2 separate regions of the Mus musculus genome follow, and region 1 is linked to region 2. Evidence: chromatin loops called from intact Hi-C (ENCODE). Cell type or tissue: heart. All regions are shown on one strand.

What was found. Hi-C counts contacts between places; a loop is a spot of excess contacts. Peaks named below come from ENCODE experiments on the same cell type or tissue, not always from the same donor. Only the 100,000 strongest peaks of a DNase experiment are listed, where the experiment ranks them.
Region 1: a loop joins it to region 2, with 4 times the contacts of the local background. A loop is called at or near these places in 7 of 42 quality-filtered maps.

The regions. Positions count from the first base shown.
Region 1 is chr5:134,002,110-134,010,109 of GRCm38, reverse strand. No RefSeq gene overlaps it. Among named protein-coding and RNA genes, the nearest start is that of Gm40340, 45 kb to the left of the region's middle. In heart, a CTCF peak has its summit at 3,149 (motif pointing right); a DNase peak (open chromatin) is centred at 3,209; H3K4me3 peaks cover 593 bases; H3K27ac peaks cover 391 bases; H3K27me3 peaks cover 1,409 bases.
Region 2 is chr5:132,112,743-132,120,742 of GRCm38, reverse strand. All of the region lies in intron 2 of Auts2 (autism susceptibility candidate 2), which reads left to right. Among named protein-coding and RNA genes, the nearest start is that of 4930563F08Rik, 240 kb to the right of the region's middle. In heart, CTCF peaks have their summits at 4,920 (motif pointing left), 5,639 (motif pointing right) and 7,009 (motif pointing right); a DNase peak (open chromatin) is centred at 6,012.

The DNA of each region.
Region 1 (8,000 bases), 1.9 Mb before region 2:
TGTTGGGGGGGGGGGTGCTACCTCCATCAAACAAATGCCGAGCTCTGCCGTGCCGCCGTCGCGCTGTGATCTTTCCATCTATTCAAAACGGCACTGAATGCTGTGATTTATTAGTGGTAGCCCGGAGAGGAGGAGGAGATCCAGAGAAAAATCAAAAAAATATGCAGACAGTCGGCTTCCAGACAGGCAGAGCGTAAGTGGAAAGATTTTTGTGTTACTTTATTTTCTTTGATTAGCATGTAAGGATTGGATTTATTAGCAGAGTATAGTGTTTTATTTGAACTCATACACCCAGCTTTCTCCCCTCCCTCTTTCTCTGTCTCTCTCCTTACTGCTCCCACCCATGTATGTATGTGTGTGTGTGTGTGTGTGTGTGCACATGTGCACATGTGCCCGAGGTTGACATTAGGTTTTTCTCAATTGTACTCCACTTGGTCTATTAAGGCAAGCTTTCCCACTTGGATCTAAAGCTCACAGATTTAGCTAGTTTAGTTAGCCACTTTGCCCCAGGCATCCTATCTCCACCTCTTCTGCACCGAGAATATGCTACACCCATCTGATATTCACAAGGGAGCTGGGGGGTCCAAACTCCAGTTCTCATGGTTTTATGGCGGGTGAGTGCTTTGCTCACTGAGCCACCCCAACAGTCCCCTTGGTTATGAGACAGGGTCTCCCTGTGAAGCACAGGCTAGCCTCAAACTCACGGTCCTTCTGTCCCAGGCTTCCAATGCACCTAGCCCCCTCCCTTTCTTTTACTGTCTCTTTCTTCTCTTTCCTTCACTCTTCCATCTCCCTCTTTTGAAAATTTGCTATTCTGCCCTTTCCCCACCCCCCATCCCCCAGGATCTCATATAGCCCAGGTTGGCCTCATACTTGCCATGTAGCTCAGGCTGGCCTTGAACTCCTGATGCTCCTGCCACAGCCCCTCAAGGACTGGGATTATAAGTGTGCACCATCATGCCTCACTTCCTGGTCTGTATTACCGGAGCCTTTGAACTCCTATCTTCTTGCTCTTTTTAAAGTCCATCATGGCTTATTACAGTCGTGTCTCTGAGGCCTTGAACCCCAGAACTTAGTCCTTCTGTCCAGCTATAGTCCCAAATTCCCTCAGCCTCTAGTATTACTACTGTAGTCCTAGCATTGCTGGGTGTTGTAGCTACACTGGTGATGTAGTTTTCCTTAGGCCATCCCTGCTCCCATCAGCTCCTCCCCTGCACTTCTCCTCAGGAAGAGTCATGCAAACACTCTCCCAGCTTCCTCTCCTGCTACCCTTGAGTCTGCTGAGGTCTCACAGCATCCCCATTAGAACTGTAGCCCTTGCAGGGGTAGCTGGTTCACTCAGCTGTTGCAATCCTCTCTCTGAGAAGTTTTGGACCTGTGTATTCCTTGTCTAGGTCTGAATGGGGTGGTGGTGGTCTAATCCCATAGGCACAGAAGAGTTAAGGTGCCAGTGGTTGCAGATTTGTGTGTGTGTGTGTACATGCATGTATGCACATGCTCACAAGTGTGCCTCTGTGCATGTGGAGGCCAGAGGCCAAACTCAGGTGCTAATCTACCTTGTTTTTTGAGACAGGTCTCTTATTGGCTTGGAAACCTCCAAGTAGGCTTGGCTGGCTGGTCAATGGGCCCTGGGGTTGCATCCATCCCTACCTCTCAAGCATGCGCATTCCTAAAGCCCAATTTTCTTTCTTCTTCTTCTTCTTTTGTTGTTGTCTCCCTAGCTCCTCTATTGCAGTTTAACACCTCAACACCTCAACTCAACTAACTTTCTAACTCTTCATCTCTAAACCTGCTCTTTCTGCAGCGGTCCTCATTCCTTTAGTAAGAGGTTGAACCTTGTGGTGCCTCTGTCTGAGAGTCTCAGAGGCCTTCTTAGTAGCTCCTTTTGCTCAGCGCACCACAGTCAGGATGTCAGCGCCATGGCCACAGATCACCATCTGAAGAGCTGCCACCTGGTCTCACCCTCACCTTTTTTTTTTTGTCAGGACCACTTAAATTGTGTCTCCGCGTGATCCTGTGGCTTGACCCCCTGTCTGCTTGGCTCATTTCTCTCTCTTTCTTTTCTTTTCCTTTTTCTTTTCTTTTCTTTTTTCTTTTCTTTTCTCTTTCTTTCTTTCTTTCTTTCTTTCTTTCTTTCTTTCTCTCTCTCCTTCCCTCCCTCCCTCCCTCCCTCCCTTCTTTCTTTCTTCTTTCTTTCTCTCTTTCTCTCTCTCTTTCTTTCTTTCTTTCTTTCTTTCTTTCTTTCTTTCTTTCTTTCTTCCTTCCTTCCTTCCTTCCTTCCTTCCTTCCTTTCTTTCTTTCTTTCTTTCTTTCTTTCTTTCTTTCTTTCTTTCTTTCTTTCTTTCAATTTTGCAGTGTGAGGATGGGCTCACAGGCCTTTGAGTCAAAGACTCTAACCCACTAAGCTCCATCTCAGCCCAAAGTCACAAGCCCAGCACAGAGCTCCACCCCCAGTTCAGAGCCCACCTCCAGCCTAGTGCTCTACCCCCAGTTCAGAGCTCCCACTCAGAGCTCCATTTGCAGCCCAGTGCTCCACCCTTTATTCAGAGTTCCACCTCTGTCCAGAGCTCCACCCATCCAGAGTTCAACCTCTACCTCAGAGCTCCACCCAATCCCAGAGCTCCACCCAATCCCAGAGCTAAACCCAATCCCAGAGCTCCACCCAATCCCAGAGCTCCACCCAATCCCAGAGCTCCACCTCTACCTCAGAGCTCCACCCAATCCCAGAGCTAAACCCCCAGCCTTGTGCTCCACTCCCAATTCAGAGAGCTCCTCCCACCCATTCCAGAACTCCGCCCTTAGCCTAGAGCCCCACCCCCAGCCTAGTGCTCCACCCAGTCTAGACCTCCACTTCGGCCTAGAGATCCACCGCAGCCCAGGCAGGATCTTTCATGTCAGCCCTTTGGATCCTTATCAGAGGGTGAGGCCTCACATCCTAGGCCCCAAGCAGTTCATTCCTTTTTCCTCTCAGAGTCCAGGTTCTTGATTACCTGCTCAGGGATCCTAGAAATCCCACGTGGGAATTAGGACCTCGCTCCACAACTCCTACTGCACATGTAGGTAGTGAGGTCACACCTCAGGCAGCCAACAACTGCCTCCAGATAGCCTTCAGAAAGCTTAAGGCATCGCGGTACAATACGCAGCTTTGACCAGTAGATGGCACTGTGGTTGTTTCCAAAAGGCAGCTGAGGCTTTTGGAGAAAGAAAATGTCCAAATGGCAGCAACAGCTGCACTCCGAACCCTGCAGGGAGCTTTCAAAAGCATTAACCCCTGAGTGGTAGGGAAGCAGGAGCTGGAGGCAGGGGGGGGATCTTAACTCCCGGAGGCCAGGCCAGAGGAGCAAGGGGCAAGCGGAGGCAGGAGAAAGCAAACTGCAGGGTGCCCTTTCTTAGGGACAGCCAGGGGCTCAGTTAGCCCAGGGGTGGGGTTTGGAGCCACTCTGGCACTCCGTTGGGGGGTGGTTTTCTAGAGATGAATGCAGCTGGGAGCCCCGTGCTGACTGTGTGAGATTGCCCTGCAGTTTCTTTTTAGTAACCACTTTGGGCCACTAATTTAAATCGTGGCTCCTCTACCCGTGAAGGCCAGGAACATTTCTTCTTCGTTTGTGTTGGTTTTTCAGAATACCCGACAAGTGTCAGATGCCTTAGAAATAGTTGTTGAACCAATGCCTAATTGATTAGATAGATAAATAAATTTTGGATTTGGGGGTGGTGGTGGTGAGGAAATTGAACCTTTCCCTTTGTTGAGAATTGAACCCAGGACCTCCTGTGTGTTAGGTAAGTGCTCTGTCAATGAGTTTCGGTCCTGAGAGTCAGCACCCTCCCCTCCCCCCATGCCCTACCTCAGGAAACAATGGCATTAAGGATCTTGCTTATTTGGTACAGGGTTTGTTGACTACGCTGGAAGCCCTAGGTTTCATCTCCAGCACAGCACAAACAGAGCACTTGGGAGGTGGCAGTAGGAGGTTCAGAAGTTCAAGGTCATCCTCCACTACTCCCGCAGTTCAAGGCCAGTCTGGAGTTTCTGAGACCCTGACTCATAGATAACTAAGTACATTTTACAAATTAAAAAAAAAAATTAGTGATGGGGGTTGGGGTGATGGCACAGTGGTTACAATGCTTGTCGTGCAAGCTGGAGGACCAGAGGTTGGATCCTAAGGACCCATGGAATGACAGGTGGGTGTGGCAGGTGGGTGTGGCGGCTTGCCTGTAAACCCAGCCTCTGAATTTAGAGATGGAGGAGCCAGGGAGCAAACTGGCTAGAGAGGAAACCAGCTCTATCAGTGAGCTCTGGGTTTAGCTGAGAGATTAGGCCTCAAGAAGAATAAGAGAAAGGATTGGGGAATATTTCACATATCAGTCTTGGGCCACACACACACACACACACACACACACACACACACACAAGCTTACACATATATATGAACATGCATGCACACCCCACATACACATGAAAAGAAAACAATAATAATAATGACAAACAACAGGACTCCCTGTTTGTGGTGCTACATGCCTTATAATCCCTGTAGGTTGGGAAGCGGAGGCAGGAGGATGTTCACCATTCTAGGCCACCATGGCCTACATAATGACATGTCTCAACAACAGGCATAAGCCCAGACAGGGAATTTCAAATGTCTGCCTTGGTGTCTTTCAGTGCTGACCCTCTCGACGGCATCCATTGCAGTACCAAGAGCTAGCCAAAACTCCTTCCCCACATCACATCTCCATACATCTGTCAAATCTGTGCTTCTCAATTCCCTCGGATCCATATTCATCCTTCTTTAGCAATTTATCTCTATCACATCCTCCTTTGAATTAAAAGGATTTAGTGGCTCATTCTGTCTTCCAGCTAGATGGGGTTATGTTAGGATCTCAGTTCAGGTCACCCAGGCAATATGGCAGCCATTATGGGCCAACTCCTTAAAGGGTCTTTAAAGAAAACACAATTAAGGCTGACAGCATTTTCTAAAGAGGGCACACCTATCTATGTCCCTTTACATCATTTTTCTTACTTTCTTTTTCTTTTTTTGTTCTAGTGCTGGGGATGGAACCTAGGACCTTGTACATGTTAGATAAGAGTTCTGTTGCTAAGCCACGCCCCCAGCCCCTCACTGCGGGATTCTAGTTAGGAGTTCTGCCACTTAACCACATTCCCAGATGGCCATAAGTGAATTTTAGGTTAAGTGCCTTACCATTGAACCATACCCCTCAGACATGTTGTTCTATTCATACATTAGAAGAAAGGAACACAGACTTGGACACTGCAATACTGCAGTGATAAGTACCTGAGGTAAACACATTGGTTTAGGAAGCTACTCTCACATCTGCAGCTCAGAAAGTAGAGAGAATGGAGCAGAAGTGAGACAAAGTGGTAGCCCTCATAGACCCTCCCCTAACAGCTTTAGGAGGGGCCATGTTATCTTGTTAGCTTCAGGAACTTATTATTGAGACTTGTGTGTTGTTTACTTCCTGAGTTCTATGAGCCTCACTTGCTCCTTCCTGGAAGGAAAGAAAGTGAAAGCAGTTCCTACTCTGAGGAAATGTCATTATAGCAGGGGAAAAGGACAGGATATGATTCGTGGCTAAAGTAAAATGAACAATAATTAAGGCCAGTGTCTAGAAACTCATAGTAACAAAGACACCTAGTTAAGAAGGACCTTGGAGACTACTTGATTTGTGCTCCAAGTTTTACAGCTGGAGAAAATTGAGGCTTAGCCAAATTAAGTCAACTATGATAGGTCCCCCAGCTCTGAAGCTGCATGCCTAGTTCCTAACATGGTGTTTGACCTATTTTCTACACAGCTATACACAAGAGCTGGGAGAGAAGACAGGTGCTAGAGTTGCTGACCTGTAGAGTAGAAGCATCCTTTTCAAGAATAAGATGGGATGACTGCTGATACCTTCGTTCTTCTCAAGCTCCCATGAAGCCCAGGGTAGCCTCTACTTGCTACCCTCAGTTTCCTCATTGTGCTTTGAATGTGAAAATTGTCCCTTAATGGTTTATGTGTTTGAACACGTGCTCCCTACCTTATAGCACACATATGCACACAAACACACAGCTGAATGACTAAATGCAATATAAATATAAAACAGGAGCTGGAGAGGTGGCTCCATTTGTTGTGCAAACATGAAGATCTGAGTTCTAACGCTCAGCACCTATGTAGAAAGGTAGGTATAGCCACATATGTGCTTGCAATACCAGCATAATGGGGTTAGGTTCAGTTGTGGAGACAGAAAAATCATTGGGACTTGTTGGCTGCCAGCCTAGCTTCAGGTTCAACAAGAGGCTCTGTCTCAAGGGAATAACTTGGAGAGTGATGGAGTAGAAACCTAGTGTCCCACCTCTGTCTCCAACACACACACACACACACACACACACACACACACACACACATACACACACCACACAAAGTGTGTAAGGTCATTTCGTCTGTATGTAGGTCTGTGCACCACTTGTGTACCTGGTATCTGAAGGAGCCAGAAGAGGGCATTGGAGTCTCTCAAAGTGGAGTAACAGGCAGTTGTGAGCAACCCTGTGGGTCCTGGGAATTGAACCTGAGTCCTCTGGAAGAGCAACAAGTGATCTTAACCAGAGACCTTTCCAGTCCCCTCATATTTGTGTGTGCATGTGCGTGTACGTATGTGTGTGGTGCATATACACATTACTGTGTGGTGTTCACGTTGAGACCAGAGCAAGACTTTGTGTGTCTTCCTCTATTGCTCACTACCTTGAGGCAGGATTTGCCACTGAAACAGAAGTACATCATTTTAGGTAGGTGGGGTGGCCAGTGAACCTGTCTTCACCTCACTGTTGGGTTACAAGCATTTGCAGCCATTATCTTGATTTTGATGTAGGTATTGGGGATTTGAACTCAGCTCTCCAGGTTCTCATAGTCCTCTACTCCTGTTTCCAGTTAACTACGATTAGTTAGCATTAGTTTCATGATGACTTGTCCTGGTTAGACTTTTGTCATATTGACACAAACAACAGTCATCTAGGAAGAGGGACTTCCATTGACAAAATGCATCCATCAGATTGCTTGTAGGAAAGTCTATGGGGGCATCTCCTTAATTAATAATCGATGTGGGATAGCTCATCCTACCATGAGTGGTGCCCCCTCTGTGCAAGAGGTCCTGGGTGGTACAAAGTAGGCTGAGCAATCCATGGGGAGCAAGCCAGTAAGCAGCACTCGTCCATGGCTTCTGCTTCAGTTCCTGCCTCCAGTTCCTTCAGTGATGGAGTGTGATCCGAGAGTCTTATGATGAAAGAAACCTCCCCCCACCCCCCACCCCCACCCCAGGTTGCCTTTGGTCATGGTGTTTCATCACAGCAGTAGAAAGCAGACTAGGACAGTGATATTTCTATTCACAAGTGTCATTGTGTTCCCCCATGTGGTCCCTGGGCTTTACCAGCCTGAGGCTGGATGCCAGCCTTCATGATGACCTTCGACTCTGGGCTCTTGAGCTCCCTGTGACATTGGGTTCCCTGCTCTGGAGCTGGAGGTAGAGGTGGTTGTAAGCTGCCCCACAGGGGTTCTGGGAACTAAATTCAGGTCCTCTGCCAAACGCCAACTTCTCTTATTTAACTTCTGAGCCTTCTCCTTACTTTCTTCTGTCTCACCATTAGGAGAGTGATGCTTGCCTCTCTGTGGGAAGAGGTAAAGGGTGAAGACTTAGAAAGAAAGCTCAGGATGTCCTCTACATGTCACAAAGTAAGGGGAAGCTTGTTCTGATGGCACAGGGCCCCATCATCCCATTATAGAGTCAGGAGGAACAAAGACTCAGTATGTGCCTGGGTTATAGAGCACATTTTTGGCCAACCTATGTTGGGAATTGGTTCTAATGCTTTGTCTTATTTTGCTCCCCAAAAGCCACTCTTCCAGACCTGAGGGTCCCTTCCCCTAGCTGGTGTCCACTGATAAGAAAAAATTGCCATAAAGCCAATGGCTGGGCAGAAAGACAGAGGCTGGACTTTTAGATTGTTTGGGCAAGGAACTGAG
Region 2 (8,000 bases):
CCCACACACCTATGGTCACTTGATCTTCGACAAGGGAGCTAAAACCATCCAGTGGAAGAAAGACAGCATTTTCAACAATTGGTGCTGGCACAACTGGTTGTTATCATGTAGAAGAATGCGAATCGATCCATACTTATCTCCTTGTACTAAGGTCAAATCTAAGTGGATCAAGGAACTTCACATAAAACCAGAGACACTGAAACTTATAGAGGAGAAAGTGGGGAAAAGCCTTGAAGATATGGGTACAGGGGAAAGATTCCTGAACAGAACAGCAATGGCTTGCTCTGTAAGATCGAGAATTGACAAATGGGACCTAATGAAACTCCAAAGTTTCTGCAAGGCAAAAGACACCGTCAATAGGACAAAAAGACCACCAACAGATTGGGAAAGGATCTTTACCTATCCTAAATCAGATAGGGGACTAATATCCAACATATATAAAGAACTCAAGAAGGTGGACTTCAGAAAATCAAATCACCCAATTAAAAAATGGGGCTCAGAACTGAACAAAGAATTCTCACCTGAGGAATACCGAATGGCAGAGAAGCACCTGAAAAAATGCTCAACATCCTTAATCATCAGGGAAATGCAAATCAAAACAACCCTGAGATTCCACCTCACACCAGTCAGAATGGCTAAGATCAAAAATTCAGGTGACAGCAGATGCTGGCGTGGATGTGGAGAAAGAGGAACACTCCTCCATTGTTGGTGGGATTGCAGGCTTGTACAACCACTCTGGAGATCAGTCTGGCGGTTCCTCAGAAAACTGGATATAGTACTACCGGAGGATCCAGCAATACCTCTCCTGGGCATATATCCAGAAGATGCCCCAACTGGTAAGAAGGACACATGCTCCACTATGTTCATAGCAGCCTTATTTATAATAGCCAGAAGCTGGAAGGAACCCAGATGCCCCTCAACAGAGGAATGGATACAGAAGATGTGGTACATCTACACAATGGAGTACTACTCAGCTATTAAAAAGAATGAATTTATGAAATTCCTGGCCAAATGGATGGACCTGGAGGGCATCATCCTGAGTGAGGTAACACATTCACAAAGGAACTCACACAATATGTACTCACTGATAAGTGGATATTAGCCCAAAACCTAAGATACCCAAGATATAAGATACAATTTCCTAAACACATGAAACTCAAGAAAAATGAAGACTGAAGTGTGAACACTATGCCCCTCCTTAGAAGTGGGAGCAAAACACCCTTGGAAGGAGTTACAGAGACAAAGTTTGGAGTTGAGATAAAAGGATGGACCATGTAGACACTACCATATCCGGGGATCCATCCCATAATCAGCTTCCAAATGCTGACACCATTGCATACACTAGCAAGATTATGCTGAAAGGACCCTGATATAGCTGTCTCTTGTCAGAGTATGCCTGGGCCTAGCAAACATAGAAGTGGATGCTCACAGTCGGCTATTGGATGGATCACATGGCCCCCAATGAAGGAGCTAGAGAAAGTACCAAAGAAGCTAAAGGGATCTGCAACGCTATAGGTGGAACAACATTATGAACTAACCAGTACCCCGGAGCTCTTGACTCTAGCTGCATATGCATCAAAAGATGGCCTAGTCGGCCATCACTGGAAAGAGAGGCCCATTGGACACGCAAACTTTATATGCCCCAGTACAGGGGAACGCCAGGGCCATAAAAGGGGAGTGGGTGGGTAGGGGAGAAGGGGTGGGTGGCTATGGGGGACTTTTGGTATAGCATTGCAAATGTAAATGAGCGAAATACCTAATAAAAAATGGAAAAAAAAAAAAAAAAGAAAAAAAAAAAAAAAAAAAAGATGGCCTAGTCGGCCATCACTGGAAAGAGAGGCCCATTGGACTTGCAAACTTTATATGCCCCAGTACAGGGGAACGCCAGGGCCAAAAAAAATGGGAGTGGGTGGGTAGGGGAGTGGGGGGGGAGGGTATGGGGGACTTTTGGGATAGCATTGGAAATGTAATTGAGGAAAATACGTAATAAATAAATAAATAAATGAATTAAAAAAAAAAAAAAAAAAAAAAAAATAATACATCATGCTTATTAGGCTTTTGGTTAGATGAATATGTATCACTGCTCTTGCCAACAATTAGGCAAAGGGTTGCAAAGTAAGAGATAATTTGTTTCCAATCTGTAACTGTTTAACTGTGTATACATATTGAACTTATAACATCACCATGCATAACTTAACATATCCAATGAAAAATTATTAAAAAGTAATTTGAGGCCGGGCAGTGGTGGCACACGCCTTTAATCTCAGCACTTGGGAGGCAGAGGTAGGCAGATTTCTGAGTTTGAGTCCAGCCTGGTCTACAGAGTGAGTTCCATGACAGCTAGGGCTACACAGATACACAGAGAAACCCTGTTTTGAAAAAGAAAAAAAAAGTAATCATGTGAATAATGCTTTAAATTAGGTATAGTTTAAAAATAGAATGGTCTGTTCCTTTATATAAAACATTAGAATTAGCTGTCATATTGTTCCAATGGAGGATCCATTTCTAAGCAGCTGTGTTACTTTTGTAAGGTGACCTAACTTTTCTGACTCAATTTCCATCTTTGTCTTATTTTATATTTATTTTAAATTTTATATATATATTTGTGTGGAAGAGTGTGTGTATGTAAATACAGTCCTCACAGAAGGTAGGAGAGGGTTTCAGAGCCCCTAGAGGCATAGTTATAATTGGTTATGAGCTGCCTGACATGTGTAGTGGGTAACAAAGTCTGGTCCTCTGAAAGAACAGCAGCACTCTGCTGAGTCATCTCCTCGGTGTCTGTCCTCATATGTAAAATGCACTTGAGCTACCCATAAACCTTTTGATTATTATAAAAGCTGGTATACATATGGAGAGGCTGCTGCCTGGCAGGTGATCTCTCAGCTTTGCCTTTGTTGATGTTGTTTATATCATTGCCATTTAGCTTCTCTGTAATGACACTTCTGTACAAGTGGGACCCATACTCTAACAGTCAATACATGCGCCAGTGTTTTCAGATTCTGATCATCACTCAATTTTAATAATTTTGTTTTGATTTTCTTTTGATTGTTTTTTATGCAGGGACTTATGTATCTCCTTCTGGCATAGGTGAGGATGACCCTGAACTCTTGATCTTCCTGACTTGTGACATGTACATGAGTGACATGTATACCTCCAGTGTGCATGTACCATTATGCCTGGTTCATGCATAGTAAGAAAACGGTCTTAACAACTGAATACCTCACCTGGCCTTTGCTTTTCTCTTCCTCCTCCTCCTCTTCCTCTTCCTCTCCCTCCTCTTCCTTTTCCTCTTCCTCCTCCTTCTCCTCTTCTTCTTCTTCCTCCTCCTCCTCCTCCTCTTTCAATATGTAGTTGTGTTTATGTACTTGCATGCAGTGTTACATGTGTTCAGGTATGTATAAAGATGGGTGTCTAGCCCCAAAGTTAAGTCCAATGTCTTCCTTGGTCATTCTCCAAGTTTATTTTTGAAGTAAGTTCGTTCACTGAAGCCAGACCTCAGTGGTTATAAAACCTGGCTAGCCATCTTCTCCAGGAGTCTTATCTCTACCTCTTTCATGGTCTTCCATGCCCATCCAACTTTTTAATGTCCGTTATCAATAGCTAAAGTCTTGTTTGCTTACTTATAGATAGGTATCTAAGTGGGTTAGAGAACTTTCCCTTTATGTATCCTACAGTTTAAAATCTTCTAGTCAGTTCATTGTGTGTTTCATGTGAGTGTAATTCAAGGGAGAACTGATTGTTTAAGGTATTGATTTTCCCTAATTCAGTGTGATAATTTATTTACTCTTTATCCAGTGCTTGCCAAGTGCCAAATCCATTCTTGTCAGACACTGAGAAGCAACGCTCATCTCTTCTTTTAAGGAGCTCCCAATACAGTCTTTAAGTGAATCCTGAAGAAATCAGTTGCAATGCCAGCAAAGGAATGCTTCAATAACAGTGCAGATGAACTTGATAGCAAGAGTTGCTAGCACTCAGGCAAAGAGCTGAAGGTGTCTTCTTCCATGTCAGTTATGTTTATGTGGGCTGCCAGTAGAAGGATGGCTGAGATTTAGGGTGGGTCTTTTCACCTAAATTGATTCAGTCAAGAAAGTCCCTGACCCGAGTGCCCAGCTTCTTGGGTTGTATCTGACAACCAAGATGAGGCATCATTAGGAGGTGTTCCTTAGGGGCTACTCACCTTGCCTTTTGGAGTAGGGTTTCACTGGGAATAGTGCTGTCCTAATTAGCCCAGGCAGGCTGGTCAGGAAGCCCACGGGATCATCTTGTGTTCCTTTCCCCTGTGTTAGATGAGGAGCATTCAGCACCCTGCTTAACTTCCTGTGGGTGCTAGAGATTGAGCTCAGGTTCTCATGCTTGCAAGGCAAGCACTGTCCCAGCCCTAAAAAGGTGAGTTTTAAAACAGCCCATTACAGATGTGCTTTCTTGAACTCGAACACAATACGCGTATGTTCAAAATAAACTACATATTTAAAAAACAAAAGAAAAGAAAAGAAACCTAAGATTTCACTGACCTTTGAGGACAGCTTGGTACAGCGATCTGTCTGTGTTTAAATTTCTCTGTCACCGCTTGCTGCAGAGAACAGTTTAGGACAGGCAAATATCAAGCCGTGGTCACATATTCCATGGGGTAGTGGAACAGAGTGAGCTTGTATCTGAAGCAGCTGCAGTCACCTCTGAGCCTTTCTCTGTCATCCCACCTGGAAGGTAGCAATCACTGGTTATTGTGCACAATTAAAAGGATGATTATATCCATTTTCTGAAGCTAGTTATCCAGGTAGCCCTTTTCAGTGACCTGTGAGAAGGTATGGTATCCCCATTCACCTTTCTAAGCTGTACAAGAAATGGGATATATAAATTAGCTTCCTCTGGTGATGAAACTGCAGTTCTCCGCGAAAGAAAAACAGGTTCGTAGCACCATCTACAGGCTACTGAAGAGGAAAACTTCTGCTTAGCTCCTAGATTCAAAGACTGGTGGAGAGGGGCATAGAAAGAAGAAAACCACACTGTCTCTCTTAAATGTATTAACTGTAAATGTTGTCATGTGTATTTTTCTTTTTGTTACCCCCTATGCATATGTCTCTCTGTGTCTGAGGTTAAAATGCTGATCTAGTAGGGTCTATGTTTTTCATTAGCATCTGGGGGTTTATTCTTGTTTGTAGATTTCCCCCCCTTACATTCATCCTGTCAATATGGAGTTAGTTCAGTCCGCAGCAGGTTCCTCCTAACTATGTTATGTTATGAGACCCAAGGAATGAAGCCAGCCACCCGTGTACCTTATATCTCTGCTCCTCGTGTACTCAAAGAATGCGTTGTATCATCTATATCCTTTTTTCAGGGAAAAGTAAATACAGACAGTTTTGGTTGCTTTTATGTGTGCTTATTTGCTATTTACCTTTAAAAAAAACAAAAAACAAAAAAAGCTCTATCAGGCAGGCATCAGAGTCAGTGTGATTCCCGAGTCTGTCCTCAAGGTTGTATGATTTTGTAGTCAATGGCCCAGGGCTTGAATAATTTTCAACATGAAAGGATCTGGAAAACTTGTCTTTTAGATGTTAACAGGGAAAGTTTTGCATTTTTTTGCTGTTTTTTTGGGTCTGTCTGTAAGTGTATGCCATGTGCATGCAGTTGCTCTTAGAGTCCAGAAGAGGGCGTCAGATCCTGTGGCGCTGGATTAGTGATGTTGTTGGGAGGGGCTCCATACAGGTCCTGTTGAGCAGACTTCGTACCCAGGGTGTTTGCAAGAGCAGCAAGTACAGCAATTGTCTGCAACCACCCAGCCATTTCTCTAACCCGGAAGTAATATTCTAATATCCAGGGATGTGAGTCAGTTTGTCTTTTTTGTTTATTTCTTTTGTTGACAGTAAGCTAGCCATGTTATTTTTGTCAACCTAGGATATATTCTTGGATTCTTTCAAGGACGGTGTTATACAATGTTTGTGCTACTGTTCCAAATAGCCTCTGAGAGGCTCCACCCAGCAGCTGACTCGGACAGACAGACACTCACAGCCAAACAGTTGATGGAGCTCTGGGACTCTTGTGGCAGAATAGGAGGAGGGATAGCTAGCCGCAAAGAGAAGAGAGACTCCAGAGGAGGATCAACAGAGTCAAGAAACCTGAACCCTTGGGGCTCTCAGTGTCTGAACTACCAACCAAAAAACATGCACATAGGTAGCAGATTACAGTTTGGTTTTCATATGGGTCCTGAATAACTGGAGGGGGGCTATCCCAAAAGCTGTTGCCTATACATGAGATGTGTTCTTCTAGCTGGGCTGCCTTGTCTGGCCTCAGTAGGAGAGGATGCACTTAGCCCCTCCAAGACTTGAAAGGTCGGGGGATACCAAGTGGGTCCACACCTGCTCAGAGGAGGAGGGGAGAGGGTGGAGGAATGATCATGGAAGGGGGTAACTGGTAAGGGGGCAGTAAGCATGATGTAAAGGAAATAAGTAAAAAAAAAAGAAGATGATGAAGAAAGAAAGAAAGAAAGAAAGAAAGAAAAAGAAAGAAAAGGAAAGGAACAAAGAATTTATTTAAAGAACCTTTGTGGGTTGACTTAGTAAATAATACACCCTCTTGTCAACTGACGCTTTATTCTTTTGTAATTTAATAACTTGTTACAGTTTTTGGAACACTGGAGAAATCAAGTCTTCAATAAATCATTCAATAGTACATGAGTCTTCCTCACAAATATTGAGCATACATTTTTAAAAAGTGTAGAATTTTACCCCCAAAATGTCATATTTAGAACTAAGAAGCCTAGAGTCACTACATAGTATAAAAAAAGAAAGCATGGTAAATGGCTTCAGAGTTCTTATAGCTCAGTTACTCTTGGATTATGCTAATTGAAAAGTTATAAAATGGTATTAAAAAAATAACGCGTGAAGAATTATGCATGAAACACTAGGGCATTTTTCTGAAGGAGAAAAGAAAGCAGTCATTCTCACACCAGCAGAGGTTCAACACAAGGTTCTGGCTGGAAATTCCACGGCTCCTATTTCTCCCTGTTTTTCTTGCACCAGATGGCACTGTTTAGTTCTCTTTTGCAGCCTTGTTCTGGAACTTTCTGTGGGAGAATCTGTTTCAGTCCAGGCTCACCAGTGACACCTCCTATATCCCACATGAGGCCTTTGTGGATGCTTGAGAGAGGCCTTGACTCATGTGTAGCTGTGTCTCGCAGGACCCACGGCAAGCTTGTTAGCAGATCTGAATAAATCCACGGATGGATGGGAGCCTGAATTTTCCTCCCAGAGTTCAGCGGCTGTTTTGATTCCAGACGTCTTACAGTGGTGTGGTTTTTCAGAGTCTTTGCAGGCGGCTCTTATTATCTGATGCATCTTAGATGTATTATATGAGTAAAAGTGTGTCTGTAGTCATACAGACACAATCTTTTTTTATGAAGTCTCTTGGAGCTCTTAAAATGCTCTTTGACATTCGGTAGGACTTCTGTTCCACAGCATCATTGAGTTATATTAGCTTCAGATATTAAAACTCAAAGAACGTTTTGTGCCATTTCTATTTATTCCTAGGGCTGGTTTATAAAGAAATTACTGCAGACCTTTGATGTCACTGTGTCTGAGGCTAGCTGTTCTATCTCCTCCTTGCTACTGCTGTCAGTACAGTATGCCTTCAGGAAAGCAGCCTCAGCTCACTCCTTAATAAGAATGCCAGTATCGCACTGTGGTCCCTCCCCTTCCTGATTCTTTATAAGCATATTATTTTGAGGTGTTTTTTCTTTTTAGACTTTATTAAATGCTGATGAATGTTTTTGCTCGTCTGTATGTCTGACTCCACTAGGTCTGAACGGGTCAGAAGAGGGCATTGACTTCCCTGGAAATGGAGTTTCACTTGGTTGTGAGCCTCCATGTAGGTGTTGAGAATTGAACTTGGGTCCTTTGTAAGAATCCGTACTCTAACCTCCTGAGCCATCTCTCCCACTCCTATTTTACTTATTTTAGTGTGTGTGTGTGTGTGCGCGCGCTGCACGCATGTGTGCATGTGTAGAT